2 separate regions of the Homo sapiens genome follow, and region 2 is linked to region 1. Evidence: read pairs that join two places in POLR2A ChIA-PET (ENCODE). Cell type or tissue: HCT116. All regions are shown on one strand. Links, peaks and the distances in the headings refer to the core of each region. The heading gives the core; the rest is flanking DNA.

Region 1 (9,841 bases), core at 1,311-9,310:
AAAGGCCTGGCTACGGAGGGCTGTCTTTTAATGCAGATGAAACCCTGATGGGTAGGGGCTCTCAGAAAGAATAAACTTTCTTTTCTTTTTATTTGAGATGGAGTTTCCCTCCTGTTGCCCAAGCTGAAGTACAGTGGCATGATTTCAGCTCACTGCAGCCACCCCTCCTGAGTTCAAGCGATTCTCCTGCTTCACCCTCCCAAGCAGCTGGTATTACAGGCGCATGCCACCAAGCTCGGTTACTTTTTTGTATTTTTAGTGGAAGACAGTTTCACCACGTTAGCCAGGCTGGTCTTGAACTCCTGACCTCAGGTGATCCGCCTGCCTCGGCCTCCCAAAGTGCTGGGATTACAGGCATGAGCCACCGTGCCAGGCCTTTAAAAACATTTTTTTTGAGACCGAGTCTTGCCCTGTCACCCAGGCTGGAGTGCAGTGGTGCGATCTCAGCTCACTGCAACCTCTGCCTCCTGGGCTCAAGTGATTCTCATTCCTCAGCCTTCTGAATAGATGGGATTACAGATGTGCACCACCATGCCCAGCTAATTTTTGCATTTTTTGTAGGCACAGGGTTTTACTATGTTGCCCAGGCTGCTCTCGAACTTCAGCCCTCACATGATTCACCTGCCTCGGCCTCCCAAAGTGCTGTGATTATAGGCGTGAGCCACCTCACCCCGCCCGTCCAGAAAGAGTAAATTTCTTTCTTTTTTCTTTTTCTTTTTTTTTTTTTTTTTTTGAGACAAGTCTCGCTCTGTAGCCCAGGCTGGAGTGCAAGTGGCTCGATCTTGGCTCACTGCAAGCTCTACCTCCCGGGTTCACACCATTCTTCTGCCTAAGCCTCCTGAGTAGGTGGGACTACAGGCGCCCACCACCACGCCTGGCTACTTTTTGTAGTTTTAGTAGAGACGGGGTTTCACCATGTTAGCCAGGATGGTCTCGATCTCCTGACTTCATAATCTGCCCACCTCGGCCTCCCAAAGTGCTGGGATTACAGGCATGAGCCACTGTGCCCGGCCTACAATTTTTTTTCTTTTTGAGACGGAGTCTCGCTCTGTCGCCCAGGCTGGAGTGCAGTGGCGTGATCTCAGCTCACTGAAAGCTCTGCCTCCCGGGTTCACGCCATTCTCCTGCCTCAGCCTCCCGAGTAGCTGGGACTACAGGTGCCCGCCACCATGCCCAGCTAATTTAAAAAAATTTTTTTTAAATTTTTAGTAGAGATGGGGGTTTCACCATGTTAGCCACGACGGTCTCGATCTCTTGACCTCATGATCCGCCCACCTCAGCCTCCCAAAGTGCTGGGTGGGATTATAGGCGTGAGCCACCGTGCCCGGCCTTTTTTTCGTTTTGTTTTTTGAGATGGAGTCTCACCCTGTCACCCAGGCTGGAGTGCAATGGCACGATATTGGCTCAGTGCAACCTCTGCCTCCCAGGTTCAAGCAATTCTGCTTCAGCCTCCCGAGTAGCTGGGATTACAGGCACAGCCACCATGCCCGGCTAATTTTTTGTATCTAGTAGAGACAGGATTTCACCAGGGTTGGCCAGGCTGTTCTCAAACTCCTGACCTCATGATCAGCCCGCCACCCTCTCAAAGTGCTGGGATTACAGGTGTGAGCCACTGCACCTAATCTAATCTTTTATAACTGTCAATCTAATCTTATAACTGTATGTTAGCCTTTGTATGCAAAATGCTGTCATTCTGCTCACGATCTCCATTTTTTGTTGTTGTTGTTGTTGGTTTTTTGTTTGTTTTGTTTGTTTGTTTGTTTTAGACAGAGTCTTGCTCTTTTGCCCAGGCTGGAGTGCAGTGGTGCGATCTCGGAACACTGAAACCTCCACCCCACCCCGCCTCTGCCTCCCAGGTTCAAGCAATTCTTCTGCCTCAGCCTCCCAGGTAGCTGAGATTACAGGTGCTCACCACCACACAGCCAGCTAATTTTTGTATTTTTTTTTTTTTAGTAGAGACAGGGCTTCACTATGTTGACCAGGCTGGTCTCAAACTCGTGACCTCAAACGATCTACCTGCCTTGGCCTCCCAAAGTGCTGGGATTACAGGCATTAGCCACTGCGTTTGACCTCTCCATTTTTACCTGTATAAATGAGTTCCACTTTTCCCCATACTGGAAGCACTGATCACCATTCTTCGGTGTCCTTGTGTCCCTGGACAGCCACCCTCACACACTTGTGTTTAAAAAAACTTTTCTTATTTTTTTCTTGAGATGGAGTCTCGTTCTGTCACCCAGGCTGGAGTGCAGTGGCGTGATCTCAGCTCACTGCAACCTCCACCTCCCAGGTTCAAGCAATTCTCATGCCTCAGCTTCCCGAGTAGCTGGGACTACAGGTGTGCACCACCACACCCAGGTAATTTTTGTATTTTTAGTAGAGACTGGGTTACAGCATGTTAGCCAGGCTGGTCTCGAACTCCCGGTCTCAAGCAATCTGCCTGCCTCAGCTTCCCAAAGTGCTGAGATTACAGGCGTGAACAACTGTGCCCAGATTTATTTTTTAATTTTTCAGAGGCAGGGTCTTTCTCTGTCACTCAGGCTGGAGTGCAGCGTCAGGATCATAGCTGACGCTGGACCTCCTGGGCTCCTCTTGCCTCAGCCTCTCAAGTAGCTGGGACTACAGACATGTGCCACCATGTCTGGCTAATTTTCTTTATTTTTTGTAGAGAGACAAGGTCTTGCTATGTTGCCCAGGCTGGTCTTTAACTTCTGGCTTCAAGCTATGCTCCTGCCTCAGCCTCCTGAGTAGCTGAGATTACAGGTGCATGCCTCCATGCCTGGCCACCACGGCCAATTTCAAGCTACCAATATGAGATCATTGAACATGCAATTGGAAAGAAATGCACAGTATTACATTGTTCTATAGCAAGCCTATTACACAGACATAATAAATGTAAATAGGCCAGGCAAGATGGTTCATACCTGTAATCCCAGCACTTTGGGAGGCTGAGGCAGGAGGATCGCTTTGAGCTCAGGAGTTCGAGGCCAGCCTGGGTAACATAGTGAGACCCCATCTCTACAAAAAAACACAAAATTAACTGAGTGTGGTGACGGGCACCTGTAGTCCCAGCTACTCAGGAGGCCAAGGCAGGAGACTCATTTGAGCCCAGGAGGCGGAGGTTGCAGTGAGCACATACATTGATTGGCACACAGATTGGCAGATACTAACATACAGTGTGTTTTTTTCTCCAGAGAACTGGCTGGTAAGTGTTTACCATAGTAAGAAGACTTACTATAGAACAATGTATTACTGTGCGTTTCTTTCCAATTCCATGTTCAATGATCTCTTATTGGTAGCTTGAAATTGGCCGTGGTGGCCAAGCATGGGGGCGTGCACCAGTAAGGGAAAGCTGAAATGGAAAACAGAGGGTTTAGGGCAACAGTCCTGAATTCCGGAGTGCTGTCCCCCTGGGGGAGTTATGGGAATCTGTGGGGGTTGTTTTTAGTTGTCACAGTGGAGGTCCTAGGATGCTACCACAGCGTTTACGCGGCTGGGGTCAGCGACAATAAAAGTTACGCAATGAAGGTTTGTCCTGCATTCTCAGGACTTTGTTTTATTTTTGAGACAGAGTCTTGCTCTGTCACCCAGGCTGGAGTGCAGTGGTACCATCTCGGCTCACTGCAACCTCTGCCTCCCAGGTTCAAGGAATTCTCCTCCCCTAGCCTCCTGAGTAGCTGGGATTACAGGCGTGCACCACCATGCCCAGCTAATTTTGTATTTTTAGTAGAGATGGAGTTTCACTAAAAAAAAATGTTGGCTAGGCTGGTCTCAAACTCCTGACCTCAGGTGATCCTCCTGCCTCGGCCTCCCAAAGTGCTGGGATTGCAGGCATGAGCCACTGCGCCCAGGTCATTCCCATGACTTTGGAACATCTGTGGGACATTCATGGAGTTGGAAAGTCTAAGCCTCTGAGCCCCAAATCTGTTTTGCGTTTTTTTTTTTTTTTTTTTTTTGAGAGGGAGTCTTGCTCTGTCGCCCAGGCTGGAGTGCAGTGGTGTGACCTCGGCTCACTGCAAGCTCCGCCCCCGGGGTTCACGCCATTCTCCTGCCTCAGCCTCCCAAGTAGCTGGGACTACAGGCACCCACCACCACGCCCGGCTAATTTTTTTTTTATATATATTTTTAGTAGAGACGGGGTTTCACTGTATTAGCCAGGATGGTCTCAATCTCCTGACCTCGTGATCCGCCCGACTCAGCCTCCCAAAGTGCTGGGATTACAGGCGTGAGCCACCACACCTGGCCTGTTTTGCATATTTTATGACAGCTCACCTCCCCACTTCCCCGCCCCACCCTGTTTCTTTTTTCCTTGTCGCTGAATCACAGGGAAACAGGTCGTTTGTCCTGTGGACGGGCTCACATTCTGGACTGGGCTGATTGCTGCCTCATGGTGTCGTTTCACTGGGAACTTTGTCCTCCTGTTTTCTGCAAACTGGTGGTTAGAGTGGGAAGCTTGATCTGATTTTTTTGTTTGTTTGTTTGAAGGGAGCTCCGTAGCTGGTAGGTAGCCTCCTGCTGCTTAGCTGAAGCTGGGGAGTGGCTGCTGGTTTCTCTTTCCTCCTGTTAGGACTGCTGGGAGCTCTGGTGGTGCCTGCCTCTTCTCTCAGTAAAATTCCTCATCCATCTTTTTTTTTTTTGAGACAGAGTTTTGCTCTTGTTTCCCAGGCTGGAGTGCAATGGTGTAATCTCAGTTTACTGCAACCTCCGCCTCCCAAGTTCAAGCGATTCTCCTGCCTCAGCCTCCCAAGTAGCTGGGATTACAGGTGCATGCCACCACGCCCCACTGATTTTTGCATTTTTAGTAGAGACAGGGTTTCACCATGTTGGCCAGACTGGTCTCAAACTCCTGACCTCAGGTGATCCACCTGCCTCGGCCTCCCAAAGTGCTGGGATTACAGGCATGAGCCACTGTGCTGGGCCATGGCTAATTTCTGTATTCTTATAAGGACGGGGTTTCACCTTGTTGGCCAGGCTGGTCTCTGACTCCTGACCTCAGTTGATCCGCCTGCCTCGGCCTCCCAAAGTGCTAGAATTACAGGTGTGAGTCACCACACCGGGCCCATTTGTATTTAAAAATTTTTTTGAAATAGGCAGGGCGAGGTGGCTCACGTCTGTAATCCCAGCACTTTGGGAAGCTGAGGCAGGAGAATCCCTTGAACTTGTGAGGCGGCGGTTGCAGTGAGCTGAGATCACGCCATTGCACTCCAGCCTGGGCAACAAGAGCAAAACTCTCTCAAAAAGTAATACTACTAATAATTAATTAATAAATAAATATAAGACTCTGAGGGGACTCAGAGTCAGCGAGAGCCTGGCCTAGCAGGACTCTGTCCCCCGCCTCCATGCTGCCTTCCTGGAGGCCTTCCTGGCTGCCTGGAGGAGCGGAGCAGAGTGGGGGCCCCTTTCTGTTGGGGCATCACAACAGTTCCCCAAGGAAGACCCTCGGGGACCCGGATGGGGGATGCGACCTTGTCCTGCCTCTCTCCCCCACCCTTATGGCCAGGCTTGGGGTGCCTGGTGCAGGTGGAGGAGCTAAGGGTAGATAACAAGATGGACTTTGTGGCCGGCAATGGGGAGGGAGGAGGGGCTACGGGCTCACCTCCCTCCCGCAGCCCAGCCACACCTGCTCTGGAAAGCCCTGTAGCTCCTGGGCGGGGTTTGCCAGTCACCGATGCTGGAAGGGTTTCTTTGGCCCTGAGTGAAGAGAGACCCAGAGGGAACACTGAGGTGCCTGCCCAACCACTCTGTCCCGGTTTCCTTCAGCAGGACCAGGTGAGAGAAGGTGAGGGGGCTCCTCTCCCACCCTACAACACGCACACCTCTGCACACACGCCCAGGCGGAGAGCAGGGATTTGGGACGTGGACCTGTGTGCCCTCGTGGGTCCCTGGTGCCCTCTGGGAGGCACCCCCAACTCAGGACCTCCAGGAGAGGAGGGTCCCTCCCTCGGCAGCCAGGACCCCCCTCCCCAGCCAGCCGCCCTCCTTAGCTCCCTCCCCACTTCCTTCCAGGTGGATCTGTTTCTAGAGCTCCAACCACCAGCTCCCTCCCCTTCTCCACCCCGGGCCACCAGGTCCTTCCTTGTCTCCTTCCCCTCAGCAGTTTCTATGAACCACCCTGGCAGTAATGGTGCAGATGGCTCGCGCACAGCTGGTGGTGACCCGACTTTCCTGCCTCCACCCTGGGGCTCCTCAGAGGCTTCATGGAACCCAAACTGCTGGTCTCACCTCCGAGCCCTGCCGTCGCCCAGGGAGGGCGGCTCCGTCCCTCCTGCACTCCCTAATCCCGCTCTGAATCACCGCTTCTGTTCTGGGTCGGAGAATAAAGGTGGGGTTTCCAAGTGATGGCCCTACGTTATTGTCTGAAGCTCCCTTCTCCTCCCCAGGGTGGAAGTGATAATGCCGGGAATCCGGGAATCCCGGGGAGGTGCAGGAAGACAGCGAGCTCGAGGCAGTGGGGTGCGACTGAGCCGGATGTGCTGAGCTGCCCGGGGCACGGGGCGGTTGGGGTAGAGAAAGGCTTTCAGAGCTGGGGGACAGGACGGGGCCCCGGGTGAGCGGAGAGCTGGGTTATTTCACGGGAACAGCTGGTGACAAAGCCGGAGGGGTGTGCGGGGCCGGCGAGAGACTGGGATTGTGTCTTAAGAGGCATAGGGAGCCCTGAAGGGGCTGCGAGCTGGGAAGGGGCAGGGCCGGCGCTGGGTGTAGGGGACAGAGGGGAGAGGAGGAAGCCGGGCCGCAATAGAAAGACGTGGACGGGGCTGGACGTGGTGGCTGACGCCTGTAATCCCAGCACTTTGGGAGGCCGAGACAGGCGGATCACTTGAGGTCAGGAGTTCGAGACCAGTCTGGCCAACATGGAGAAACCCCGTCTCTACTAAAAATACAAAATTAGCCAGGCGTGGTGGTGCATGCCTGTAATCCCAGCTACTCGGGAGGCTGAGGCAGGAGAATCGTTTGAACCCGGGAGGCGGAGGTTGTGGTGAGCCGAGATTGTGCCATTGCACTCCAGCCTGGGGAACAAGAGCAAAACTCCGTCTCAAAAAAAAAAAAAAAAAAAAAAATCTCAGTAAGATAGACCAGGTGTGGTGTCTCATGCCTGTAATCCCAGCACTTTGGGAGGCTGAGGAAGGAGAACAGAGGACCTCCTGAGGCCAGGAGTTTGAGATCAGTGTGGGCCACATAGCAAGACCCCCTCCCCACCATCCCTACAAAAAAAGCAATTCAAAAAAAATAATGCCTTCAGGCAGAATGGGAGTGGTGCTTGGTTCAAGCCTGACATAAGTGTGAGTTTGGGGCACAAATTCTGCTCTGAATACCAGGGACAGCCCATGTAATACAGCATTTCCCTTTGTGCCCACGCAGCCCTAAGGGAGGTGTGGTTTGTTGTTGTTGTTGTATCTTTTTGAGATGGATTTTTGCTCTTGTTGCCCAGGCTGGCATGCAATGGTACAATCTCGGCTCACTGCAACCTCCGCCTCCCAGGTTCAAGCGATTCTCCTTCCTCAGCCTCCCAAGTAGCTGAGATTACAGTCATGAGCCACCATGCCTGGCTAATTTTTTGTATTTAGTAGAAATGGGGTTTCACCATATTAGTCAGGCTGGTCTCGAACTCCTGACCTCAGGTGATCCACCCGCCTCAGCCTACCAAAGTGCTGGGATTACAGGCATGAGCCACTGCACTGGCTCTTTTTTTTTTTTTTTTTTTTTTTTGAGACGGAGTCTCACTGTGTTGTGCAGGCTGGAGTGCAATGGTGTGATCTCAGCTCACTGAAACCTCTGGGGAGGTGTTGTTTTTATCCCTCCCCACAACCCCCTGTTGATGGACAGACAAGGACAATGAAACACAGAGAGGTAAAAGCCCTGGGTTAAAGTCACACAGCACATAAAAGGTTCCTGATCATGCCGTGCAGGGCATCTCGCCAAACCTCAAAAATTCACAATCTCATAGCGCAGCTTGCTCTGTGAGGCCTCCCCACCTCTTCCTTCTCTCCTTCCAGGCTCCAGTCAAGGTCAGTGCCCAGCTTCCTGCTCTGGGCCACTCAGCAGCCACCTTCCTCCTTCCTGGGTAAGGAGGTAGGGAGCTACCAAGGAGGCAGGGACATCCGTGTAGAACATTCTGCTTTTCTTTTTTCTTTTTTTTTAAGATAGAGCCTGACTCTGTCGCCCAGGCTGGAGTGCAGCTGTAGTGTAATGGCACAATCGCAGCTCACCACAACCTCCATCTCCCAGGTTCAAGTGGTTCTCCTGCCTCAGCCTCCTGAGTAGCTGTGATTACAGGCATGTGCCACCACGCCTGGCTAATTTTTGTATTTTTAGTAGCGACGGGGTTTCTCCATGTTGGTCAGGCTGCTTTCAAACTCCTGACCTCAGGTGATCCGCCCCCGCTTGGCCTCCCAAAGTGCTGGAATTACAGGCGTGAGCCACTGCGCCTGGCCTAATTTTCTCTAAAATAGAGACAAGTTCTCACTATGTGGTCCAGGCTGATCTCGAACTCCTGAACTCAAGCAATCCTCCCAGCTCAGCCTCCCAAAGTGCTAGCATTACATGTGTGAGCCATCATGCCTGGTCCCTGTCTGTTTCATTCTCCCTGTCTCTCTAGTCCTGCCTCTCTCTGTGTCTTCTGGTCTTTTTCTCTATTTGTCTCTTCCTCTGTCCCTTTTATCATCTCTGTCCCTTCCCTCCCTCCCTCCCTCCCTTCCTTCCTTCCTTCCTTCCATAGGTGAGAAAAAGTAGCATCTTTTCCTCACCTATCACAAAGTTTGCAGCTGGGGCACCTACAGTAAAAGGTTAACAGACACAAGCATAACAAATGTATTTAAGGCAAGTGTTGACATGGGAGCCTTCAGAAATGAAGGCCTAAAGAAACAGGGAAACCTGGGTGGGTTTTTTGTTTTGTTTTGTTTTTAGATGGAGTTTTACTCTGTCGCCCAGGCTGGAGTGCAGTGGCGCGATCTTAGCTTACTGACTGCAATCTCTGCCTTCCATGATCAAGTGATTCTCCTGCCTCAACCTCCCCAGTAGCTGGGATTACAGGTGCGCGCCACCATGCCCAGCTAATTTTTGTATTTTTAGTAGAGAAGGGGTTTCACTATGTTGGCCAGACTGGTCTCGAACTGCTGACCTCAGGTGATCCACCCACTTTGGCTTCTGGAAGTTCTGGCATTACAGGCGTGAGCCACTGTGCCCGGCTACCTCCCGTTCTATGATCTATGGTTTAAACGCTACATTTGACCACTATCAATACTCCCAGTATCAAAACTGGGAAACCTGGGTTCTTCACCCAGAGCCTAAAACGAACAGCATTCTTTGCCTTGTGGGTGACAATAGCAAACATTTACCGCCTGTGTATATGTGCCAGACACTGTTTTAATCCTCAGAGAGGTGATGTCACTTGCCCAAAATCACACAGCTCGTGACTGTGAGTCTGAAATTGGCCAGAGCTTGTGCACCTAGCCACTGGTGGTGATGTGTCTTTGAGTCATCGAGTCCAGCATTCTGTGTTGGACTTAGTGAAAGGATATACTTTTGTAGTGATGAGAAAGGAGCTTTATCTAGAATTTGTGAGGCCAGGCATGGTGGCTCACGCCTGTAATCCCAGCACTTTGGGAGGCTGAGGTGGGTGGATCACTTGAGGTCAGGAGTTTGAGACCAGCCTGGTCAACATGGTAAAACCCCGTCCGACTAAAAATACAAAAATTAGCCAGGTGTGGTGGTGCACACCTGTAATCCCAGCTACTCAGGAGGCTGAGGCAAGAGAATTGCTTGAACCCAGGAGGCGGAGGTTGCAGTAAGCCAAGATGGCGCCACTGCACTCCAGCCTGGGTGACAGAGCAAGACTCCATCTCAA
Region 2 (9,841 bases), core at 1,272-9,271, 76 kb after region 1:
TTGGTACAGACAGGGTCATGTTGGCCAGGCTGGTCTTGAACTCCTGGGCTCAAGCAATCCTCCCACCTCGGCCTCTCAAAGTGCTGGGGTTATAGGTGTGAGCTACCACGCTTGGCTCTTTGTCTTAATTTCCCTCTTCCTATAAGGACACCAATCATATAGGACTTAGCGCACACCCCAACCCGGTATAACCTCACCTGAACTTGATTTCATCTACAAAGGCCGTATTTCCAAGTAAGGACACATTCAGCGGTACCAGGTAGACATGAAGCTTCCAGGACGCTATTTCCCCAATGCACACCTCTACACGGAGTTAGTCACACTCCTCTTCTTCTTCTTTTTTTTTTTTTTTTTAAGACAGTTTCTCTCTTGTTGCCCAGGCTGGAGTGCAATGGCATGATTTCGGCTCACTGCAACCTCTGCCTCTCGGGTTCAAGCAATTCTCCTGCCTCAGCCTCCCAAGTAGCTGGGATTACAGGCATGTGCCACCACATCTGGCTAATTTTGTATTTTTAGTAGAGACAGGGTTTCTCCATGTTGGTCAGGCTGGTCTCGAACTCCTGACCTCAGGTGATACGCCTGCCTTGGCCTCCCACAGTGCTGGGATTACAGGCGTAAGCCACCGCACCTGGCCTCACACTCCTCTTCTTTTTCTCTCATTTAAGTGAGCCGTACCCTTAGGAGGAAGTTGCACAGTTGACATTAGGGTGGGCCAGGATAGCTTTCTGAGCCTTAAAAATCTTAAAAGTTTTGCCGGTCACAGTGGCTCACGCCTGTAATCCCAGCACTTTGGGAGGCCAAGGTGAGCGAATCCCCTGAGGTCAGGAGTTCCAGACCAGTCTGCCCAACAAGGTGAAACCCTGTCTCTACTAAAATTACAAACATTAGCTGGGCGTGGTGGTGCACACCTGCGGTCCCAGTTACTTGGGAGGTTGAGGCACAGGAATCTCTTATTTATTTTTTATTTTTTATTTTTTTTGAGATGGAGTCTCGCTCTGTCGCCCAGGCTGGAGTGCAGTGGAGCGATCTCGGCTCACTGCAAGCTCCACTTCCCGCGTTCACGCCATTCTTCTGCCTCAGCCTCCCGGGTAGCTGGGACTACAGTCACCCACCACCACGCCCAGCTAATTTTGTTTTTGTATTTTTAGTAGAGACGGGGTTTCATCATGTTAGCCAGGATGGTCTCGTTCTCCTGACTTCATGATCCGCCTGCCTCGGCCTCCCAAAGTGCTGAGGCACAGGAATCTCTTGAACCCAGGAGGCAGAGGCTGCAGTGAGCTGAGATCACGCCACTGCACTCCAACCTGGGCAACAGAGCAAGACTCCATCTCAAAACAAAACAAAAAAACTATCTGGGCATGGTGGTGGGCACCTGTAATCCCAGCTACTCGGGAGGCTGAGGCAGGAGAATCGCTTGAACCCAGGAGGCGGAGGTTGCAGTGAGCCAAGATCACACCACTGCACTCCAGCCTGGGTGACAGAGCGAGCCCCTGTCTCAAAAAATTAAATATATAAATAACAAATAAATAAATAGGCTGACTCTTTGCTGTTTCCCCACAGTATTGTATGCAATATATAACCACTCAGCACAGCCACCTCTCCAACGTTCAGGAGCAAACTCTATCTCCTTGGTTCTTGCCCCCACCATTATCAGAACCTTCCCTCTGCTTTACTCTCTGAGCGCCTGCCAAGATCAGTTTGGGTTTTGTTTCTCTATTAGTTTTCACCAGTGTGGAGCTTCGTCCTTCCAAGAGGGAGGTTCTACTGAGTGAGCACTTCCCAGATCCCTGGGGAGCCAGGCTATTTAGCATCTTTCAGCTTCTCCACCACACCCTATCCTCACCTACTCACTGGAGCCCCTAGAGATTTGACTACTGTTCTTGTTTTCTTTTCTTTTTTTTTCGGAGGGGTGGAGGGGGACAGGGTCACTGTCGCCCAGGCTGGAGTGCAGTGGCACAATCTCAGCTCTCTGCAACCTCTGCCTCCCAGGTTCAAGCAATTCTCCTGCCTCAGCCTCCTAAGTGGCTCAGATTACAGGTGCCTCCACCTGGCTAATTTTTTGGAGGTTTTTTGTTTTTGTTTTTGTTTTTTTTGTTTTTTTTTTTTGTTTTTTTTTGAGAGAAAGAATCTCGCTCTGTTGCCCGGGCTGGAGTGCAGTGGGCTCACTGGAACCTCCGCCTCCCGGGTTCAAGAGATTCTCGTGCTTCAGCCTCCCAAGTAGCTGGGACTTCAGGTTTGCGCTACCATGCCCGGCTAATTTTTGTATTTTTAGTAGAGACAGGGTTTCACCATGTTGGCCAGGCGGCTCTCAGAACTCCTGACCTCAAGTGATCTGCCCGCCTCGGCCACCCAAAGTGTTGGATTACAAGCGTAAGCCATTGCACCTGGCCGAAAACCAATCTGTATCATAACCCCACGGCACCTGAATCATTTCTAAGTGTACAGTTAAGTCGCGTTAAGTATATTCACATTGTTGCACAACCAATCTTCAGAATTTTTTCATCTGATAAAATTGAAACTCTCTGCCGCAATTAAATCCCACTTCCCCAATTCTCCTCCCTTCAGCTCCTGGCCACTTTTTCCAGCCCCATTTGTTGAAAACATGGTGGTGAGCTCCTTGAATGACTGAGAAGCTTTTGTACATGGACAGGAAAATTCACAACAATTTGTTTTTTTGTTAATGATCAATGAATTTTTAAACAATTATCTTTCCTTTAAACATTCACAGACTACTTCTACAGCTAAAAATAACAAGCCACAAATTTCACAATTGTAGATTTCGCCTAAATATTTGAACAGTGATTGCACATTTAATCAGTGAACTTTTCACAAATCTGATATTGTGGTTTCCCTTAAATGCCATGAATAGGAGAAAAACAGTAATACACTCTGTCATACTTTTCACAAGTCTGATATACCAGATTCTTACAAATGCTTTAAATATTTTCGAGAAGGCTGGGCAAGGTGGCTTACACCTGTAATCTCAGCACTTTGAGAGGCCAAGGTAGAAGGATCACCTGAGCCCAGGAGTTCTAAACCAGACTGGGCAACATAGCAAAAGCCCATCTCTACCAAAAAAAAAAAAAAAAAAATTAGCCAAGTGTGGTGAAGCGCACCTGTAGTCCCAGCTAGTTAAGAGGCTGAGGTGGGAGGATCACTTGAGCTGGGGAGGTCAAGGCTACAGTGAGCTGTGATCACACCACTGCACTCCAACCTGGGTGATAGAGAGAGACCTTGTCTCAAAAATAAATAAATATGGCCGGTGTGGTGGTTCACGCCTGTAATCCCAGCACTTTGGGAGGCCGAGGTGGGCAGATCACCTGAAGTCATGGTGAAACCCCGTCCCTACTAAAAATACAAAAATTAGCCGAAAGTAGCCCAGTATGGTGGCGCATGCCTGTAATCCCAGCTAATTAAGTGGCTGAGGCAGGAGAATCACTTGAACCTGGGAGGCGGAGGTTGCAGTGAGCTGAGATCACGCTATTGCACTCCAGCCTGGGCGACAAAAGCGAAACTCCGTCTCAAAAAATACCCTCCCAGAGAGCTCCCTTACCCTTTCACCAAGTGGAAACACAGCAAGAAGGTGCCAGCAATGAACAAGGAAACTGGCCCACACCAGACACAGAATATGCTGCTGCCTTGATGTTGGACTCCACACCCTCCAGAACTATGAGAGATACATATTTGTTCCTTAAGCTACACAGTCTGTGGTATTTTTGTTACAACAGCCTGAATGCCCTCTTCCAAGTCAATTCTCACCAAGCCGACATTCCAGGGCAAAGCCCGTGTTATCTTAGAGTTTGTCGTAACCACATGAATTGGGTTATTTATTTATTTATTTATTTATGAGACGCAGTTTTGCTCGTCACCCAGGCTGGAGTGCAATGGCAAGATCTCGGTTCACTGCAACCTCCTCCTCCTAGATTCAAATGATTCTCCCGCCTCAGGCTCCCGAGTAGCTGGGATTACAGGCACCCGCCACCACGCCCAGCTAATTTTTTTGTATTTTTAGTAGAGACGGGGTTTCACTATGTTGGCCTGGCTGGTCTCAAACTCCTGACCTCAGGTGATCTGTCCGCCTCGGCGTCCCAAAGTGTTGGGATTTCAGGCGTGAGCCACCGCGCCCAGTCGACTCAGAGTGTCTTATTTTTATAATACAGCCTGAAAAACTTGTTCTAAGTCATAGTATTGTAATAGGTTGGGACATGAGATGATTTCACGGCTGTTTGTTCCAGGACCTTCTCCGGGAAACGTGTGGGGCATTTCCTCTTTGTTACACACTCAGGGTGAGCCCATTTTTCCTCTACTTGTTTGGGTGAAGCTTCGCCGCTGTCTCTGCCACAAAGCTGACCCTCCAGCTCTGTGACCCCCTTGGCAGCTGGCACCAGCAGCACGGGGCCCTGGCAGGGCGCTGGCTGGCAGGAGGAGGGGTGTAGGGATTTCTCACAAGACCCTAGTTCCACACTGCGTCTTGCCAGGAGCCAGGGACAGCAATGGCTCCAGCTTCCTGTTACTTTCTGCTCTTCCGGAAGTAGATTTCCAGGCCCCTCAGAGAGAGGTCCCAGACTCCATTAGGCCACACCCTCTTGGAGGTGAGAGACCCGCTGCCTGCAGCCCACTCCCTAGAGGTCTATTTGGTTTGCATAGTCGCCGTTTTTTCATAATAAAACTTAAAAAAAAAAAAAAGACCAATTAAAACCTGTAAAACAGGTGGCAGGTGATCAGGATTAGAATGCTTTGAAATCTTTTGTTATTCTGGAATATGACAGAATGATTATATTTAGATTTGGTCACTTTAAGGATGCATGTTAAAATTTCAAGAGTGGGCCAGGCGCTGTGGCACACCCTTGTGATCCGAGCACTTTGGGAGACCGAGGCAGGAGGATCGATTCCTTGAGCCCAGGAGTTCGAGACCAGCCTGGGTAACATGGTGAAACACCGTCTCTAAAAAAACATACAAAAATGTGCCGGGCATGGTGGCACACACCTACAGTCCCAGCTACTTGGGAGGCTGAAGTGGGTGGGTCGCCTGAATTCAGGAGTTTGAGGCTGCAGTGAGCTATGATTGCACCATTGCACTCCAGCCTAGGTGACAGAGCAAGACCCTGTCTCTAAAAATAAATAAATAAATTTTCTTAACTTGGAAACAGTCACAAACATTTAAAAATTTGGAAGTACAGTACAAGCAATTCTTATTTTCCAGAACCATTTGAAAGTCACATGTGCCCTTGAAACCCCATCACTACATTAACACATACTCCAGTGTGTACTTTCTGCAAACAAGGACATTCTCCTACACAACCACAGCAGGGCCGCCAAAATCAGGAAAGTAGCCTTGACCCACGACTACTCTGGAATCATCAGACCTCCTTCATGTTTGCCACATGTCCCAGTGATGCTTTTTATGGCAAAAGAATGCAGTTCAGAGCCGGGAGCGGTGGCTCACGCCTGTAATCCCAACACTTTGGGAGGCCAAGGCGGGCGGATCACCTGAAGTCAGGAGTTCGAGACCACTCTGGCCAACATGGCAAAACCCCGTCTCTACTAAAAATGCAAAAATTACCAAAAATGGATGCCTGTAACCCCAGCTACTCGGAAGGCTGAGGCAGGAGAATCACTTGAACCCTGGAGGAGGAGGTTGCAGTGAGCCGAGATCGTGCCACTGCACTCCAGCCCAGATGACAAGAGTGAAACTCTGTCTCAAAAATAATAATAATAATAATAATAATAAAATAGCCGGGCGTGGTGGCGGGCATCTGTAATCCCAGCTACTCAGGAGGCTGAGGCAGGAGAATCTCTTGAACCCGGGAGGTGGAGGTTGTAGTGAGCCATGATTGCACCACCGCACTCCAGCCTGGGCAACAAAGCGAGACTCTGCTCTCCCCACTGCCAAAAAAAGAATGCAGTTCAGGGTCATGCACTGCTTCTGAGGGCAGGTCTCTTTGAAAGTCAGGAAGGACAGTTCCTCAGTCTTCCCTGGTGTTCATGACCTTGGCATTTGGAACATTACAGGCCGGTTATCGAGTCGTCTCTCCCTCCATGTGGATTTATTTGATGTTTCCTCGTGATCGGATTCTTTGGCAGCACAACGACTGAGATCATGTTGTGTGTTTCTCACTGGAAGTCAGGTCACTCGCGGCGTCCACCTCTCCAGTTTCTGATGACATTTGCTTCAGTCACATGATGCAAGTGGCATCAGCCGGACTTGTCCTTGCCAAGCAATGAGAGCTTTGAAACTATACTAATATCACATTCCTCAGGAAATCTTCAGGATTTTTTGTTTTCTTTTTTTTTTTTTTTTTTTTTTTCAGACAGAGTCTCACTCTGTCGCCCAGGCTTGAGTGCAATGGCGCGATCTTGGCTCACTGCAACCTCTGCCTCCCGGGTTCAAGCAATTCTCCTGCCTCAGCCTTCTGAGTAGCTGGGATTACAGGTACATGCCACCACAGCCAGCTAATTTTTGTATTTTTAGTAAAGATGGGGTTTCACCATGTTGGTCAGGCTGGTCTCGAACTCCTGACCTCATGATCCACCCGCCTTGGCCTCTCAAAGTGCTGAGATTACAGGCGTGACCCACTGCGCCTGGGCCATTTTTTTTGTTTTTTTTGAGATGGAGTCTTGCTGTGTCGCCCGGGCTGGAGTGCAGTGCTACAATTTGGCTCACTACTTCAGTCTCCCAGCCTCAAGCGACTCCCACCTCAGCCTCCCAAGTAGCTAGGACCACAGGCACACGCTATGACACCCAGCTAATTGTTTGTCTTTTTGGTAGAGACGGGGTTTCATCATGTTGCCCAGGCTGGTCTCGAACTCCTGACCTCAAGTGATCCACCACCTCGGCCTCCCAAAGTGCTGGGATTACAGGTGTGAACCACCGTGCCTGGCTCAAGTTATTATTTTTTTAATTATATTTTTTAGAGACAGGGTCTTGCTCTATTGCCCAGGCTGGAATGCAGTGATGCAATCACAGCTCACTGCAGCCTTGACCTCACTGGACTCAGTGATCCTCCCACCTCAGCCTCCTGAGTAGCTGGGAACAGAATGCCATCACTGCAGGATGCCATGCCTGGCCCTTCCAGTTATTAATGGATTTATTTATGTCTGTGTGGACTCATGGTTTCCTATTTTATTCCATGAGTTATAATCAGTTATATCATTCTCTATTTTTGGTGTTCAAACTCATTTATTTTGATGCTCTTTTTATTTACTTTTTTTTCTTTCAAGACAGAGTCTCCATCTGTCACCCAGCCTAGAGTGCAGTGGCGCGATCTCGGCTCACTGCAACCTCCACCTCCTGGGTTCAAGTGATTCTCCTGCCTCAGCCTCCTGAGTAGCTGGGACTACAGGCGTGCACCACCACACTCGGCTAATTTTTTTGTATTTTTAGTAGAGACGAGGTTTCACCATGTTGGTCAGGCTGGTCTCAAATCCCTGACCTCGTGATCTGCCTGCCTCAGCCTCCCAAAGTGCTGGGATTATAGGCGTGAGCCACCGTACCCGGCTCTTTATTTACTTTTTGGGGTACTCTGTATTTAGTCCTCTATTTTCCCAATGGGAGCCCCCTCAAGCTGGTGGCTATGTGCTTTGTTTGTTTGTTTGTTTTTGAGACAGGGTCTTGCTCTGTCACCCAGGCTGGAGTGCAGTGATGTGATTCGGCTCACTGCTACCTCCGCCTCCCAGGCTCAAGCCTTCCTCCCACTTCAGCCCCCCAAGTAGCTGGGATTACCAGGCATGCGCCACCACGCCTGGCTAATTTTTGTATTTTTAGTAGAGACGGGGTTTCACCATGTTCCCCAGGCTGGTCTTGAACTCCTGGCCTCAAGTGATCTGCCTGCCTCAGCCTCGCAAAGTGCTGGGATTGCAGATGTGAGCCACCGCGCCCAGCCTGTTTGTTTGTTTTAATCAGCTCTCAAGGGCTTGGAAACCATGCGTTTTTGACAGGCCTCCATTAGTCACACTTGAGTCGTTCCTGATTTCTGGTACAGCAAAATGTTCTAGGCTCATTTTTTTTCTTTCTCTAAACCAGCTCTAGAATCAGCTGTTTCTCCAAGGAGCCCTGGTTCCTTTTAGAATGGGAAGCCAAGATCCAAACACTAACAGGGCTCGTTGCTTTTGTTTTTGAATTTTGTCTGCTAATGGATCCTCTCAGGGGACGGATTACATATACACACACACACACACACACACACACACACACACACACACACACCACGCACATATGTGGGGCCAGGCACAGTGGCTCACACCTGTAATCTCAGCACTTTGGGAGGCTGAGGCAGGAGGACTGCTTGAGCCCAAGAGTTTGAGACCAGCCTACGCAACATAGTGAGGCCCAGTCTCTACTAATAATTTAAAAATTAGCCAGGCGTGGTGGTGCACACCTGTGGTCCCAGCTACTCAGAAGGCTGAGGATGGAGGATCGCTTGAGCCCATGAGGCAGAGTCTGCAGTGACGCATGATCGTGCCACTGCATTCCAGCCTGAGCAACAGAGAGACACTCCATCTCAACGAACAAATATATACATGTATGTGTGTAGTATATTGTATATATCACATTGTACCTCATATATTACATTATATACTACAGATATCACATTGTATATTATATATCCACCATGTAATATGTCTATTATATCTATTTTGTGCATGTTATGTATATATGTGTATATATATCTACATAGGAGGTATGTATACATAGACACACATATATTAGGTATGTATACATTTGTATATTTCCATATCTATTTCTGCATATTGAGAACGACACATCCAATTCAAATCCAATATCTGGCCAGGCATGGTGGCTGATGCCTGTAATACCAACACTTTGGAAGGCCGAGGTGGGTGGATCACTTGAGGTCAGGAGTTTGAGACCAGCCTGGCCAACATAGCAAAACCCCATCTCTACCAAAAATACAAAAATTAGCTGAGTGTGATGGCAGGCGCCCACAATCCCAGCTACTCAGGAGGCTGAGGTGGAAGAATCACTTGAACCTGGGAGGCAGAGGCTGCAGTGAGCCAAGATGGTGCCACTGTACTTCAGCCTGGGAGACAGAGTGAGACTCCATCTCAAAAAAAAAAAAAAAAAGAAATCCAACACCTAGACTGGGTGCCGTGGCTCATGCCTATAATCCCAGCACTTTGGGAGGCCAAGGCGGGCAGATCACTAGAGGTCAGGAGTTTGAGACCAACCTGGCCGATATGGTGAAACGCTGTCTCCACTAAAAATACAAAAATTAGCTGGGTGTGGTGCTGGAGGCCTCTAATCCTAGCTACTCGGGTGGCTGAGGCAGGAGAATCGCTTGAATCCAGGAGGTGGAGGTTGCAGTGAGCCAAGATTATGCCACTTCACTCCAGCCTGGACAACAGAGTGAGACTCTGTCTCAAAAAAATAAATAAATAAAGACAAATTCAATACCTCTAGTTCTCTCCCTTTCCATATTTATATCTGCCTTTTCTGACAGTGAGAAATATGACTTCATTTTCTTAATTTCCTTATCGGTCAATTCTCCTCTATGTTAGCCATCTCTCATCTCCACAGCTGTCCCCTCCTTCCACCTCCCCTGTGCCCTCTGCACCCAGCTTGGGCTGACTTCCCGAGCTACAGCCCCCCATCCTATTAGCCTAGGGGACTTACGTTTCCTACTTGGGTGCCCCCCACTGTGCTGAGCTGCTCACATCAGTAAATGCCTCCTTCACCCCACTAAGGCCCTGACACCCCACTTCTGGGCCACTGTGCCCCCAACACCCCAAGCTGGCCTTGCCTGCCCCACCTCAAACCTTAGAACTTTATCGTTCAGGAAGACAAATTTAGGGAAGGGGAAGAATGCCGATTTCTATTTAA

What was found. ChIA-PET counts read pairs that join two places held together with the same protein. Peaks named below come from ENCODE experiments on the same cell type or tissue, not always from the same donor. Only the 100,000 strongest peaks of a DNase experiment are listed, where the experiment ranks them.
Region 2: POLR2A ChIA-PET joins it to region 1 with 5 read pairs; 7 of 35 experiments call an interaction of 5 or more read pairs at or near these places.

Annotation. Positions count from the first base shown.
Region 1 is chr19:48,690,314-48,700,154 of GRCh38, forward strand. FUT2 (fucosyltransferase 2 (H blood group)) reads left to right here and starts at 5,658. Exons shown (of 2, transcript NM_000511.6): 1 at 5,658-5,776. RefSeq lists enhancers at 4,929-5,492, 6,057-6,620. In HCT116, for the core only: no CTCF peak of the experiment used is centred there; DNase peaks (open chromatin) are centred at 5,640 and 7,918; H3K4me3 peaks cover 3,586 bases; H3K27ac peaks cover 3,305 bases.
Region 2 is chr19:48,766,722-48,776,562 of GRCh38, forward strand. No RefSeq gene overlaps it. Among named protein-coding and RNA genes, the nearest start is that of FGF21, 16 kb to the left of the region's middle. In HCT116, for the core only: no CTCF peak of the experiment used is centred there; no DNase peak of the experiment used is centred there; H3K4me3 peaks cover 1,523 bases; H3K27ac peaks cover 2,055 bases.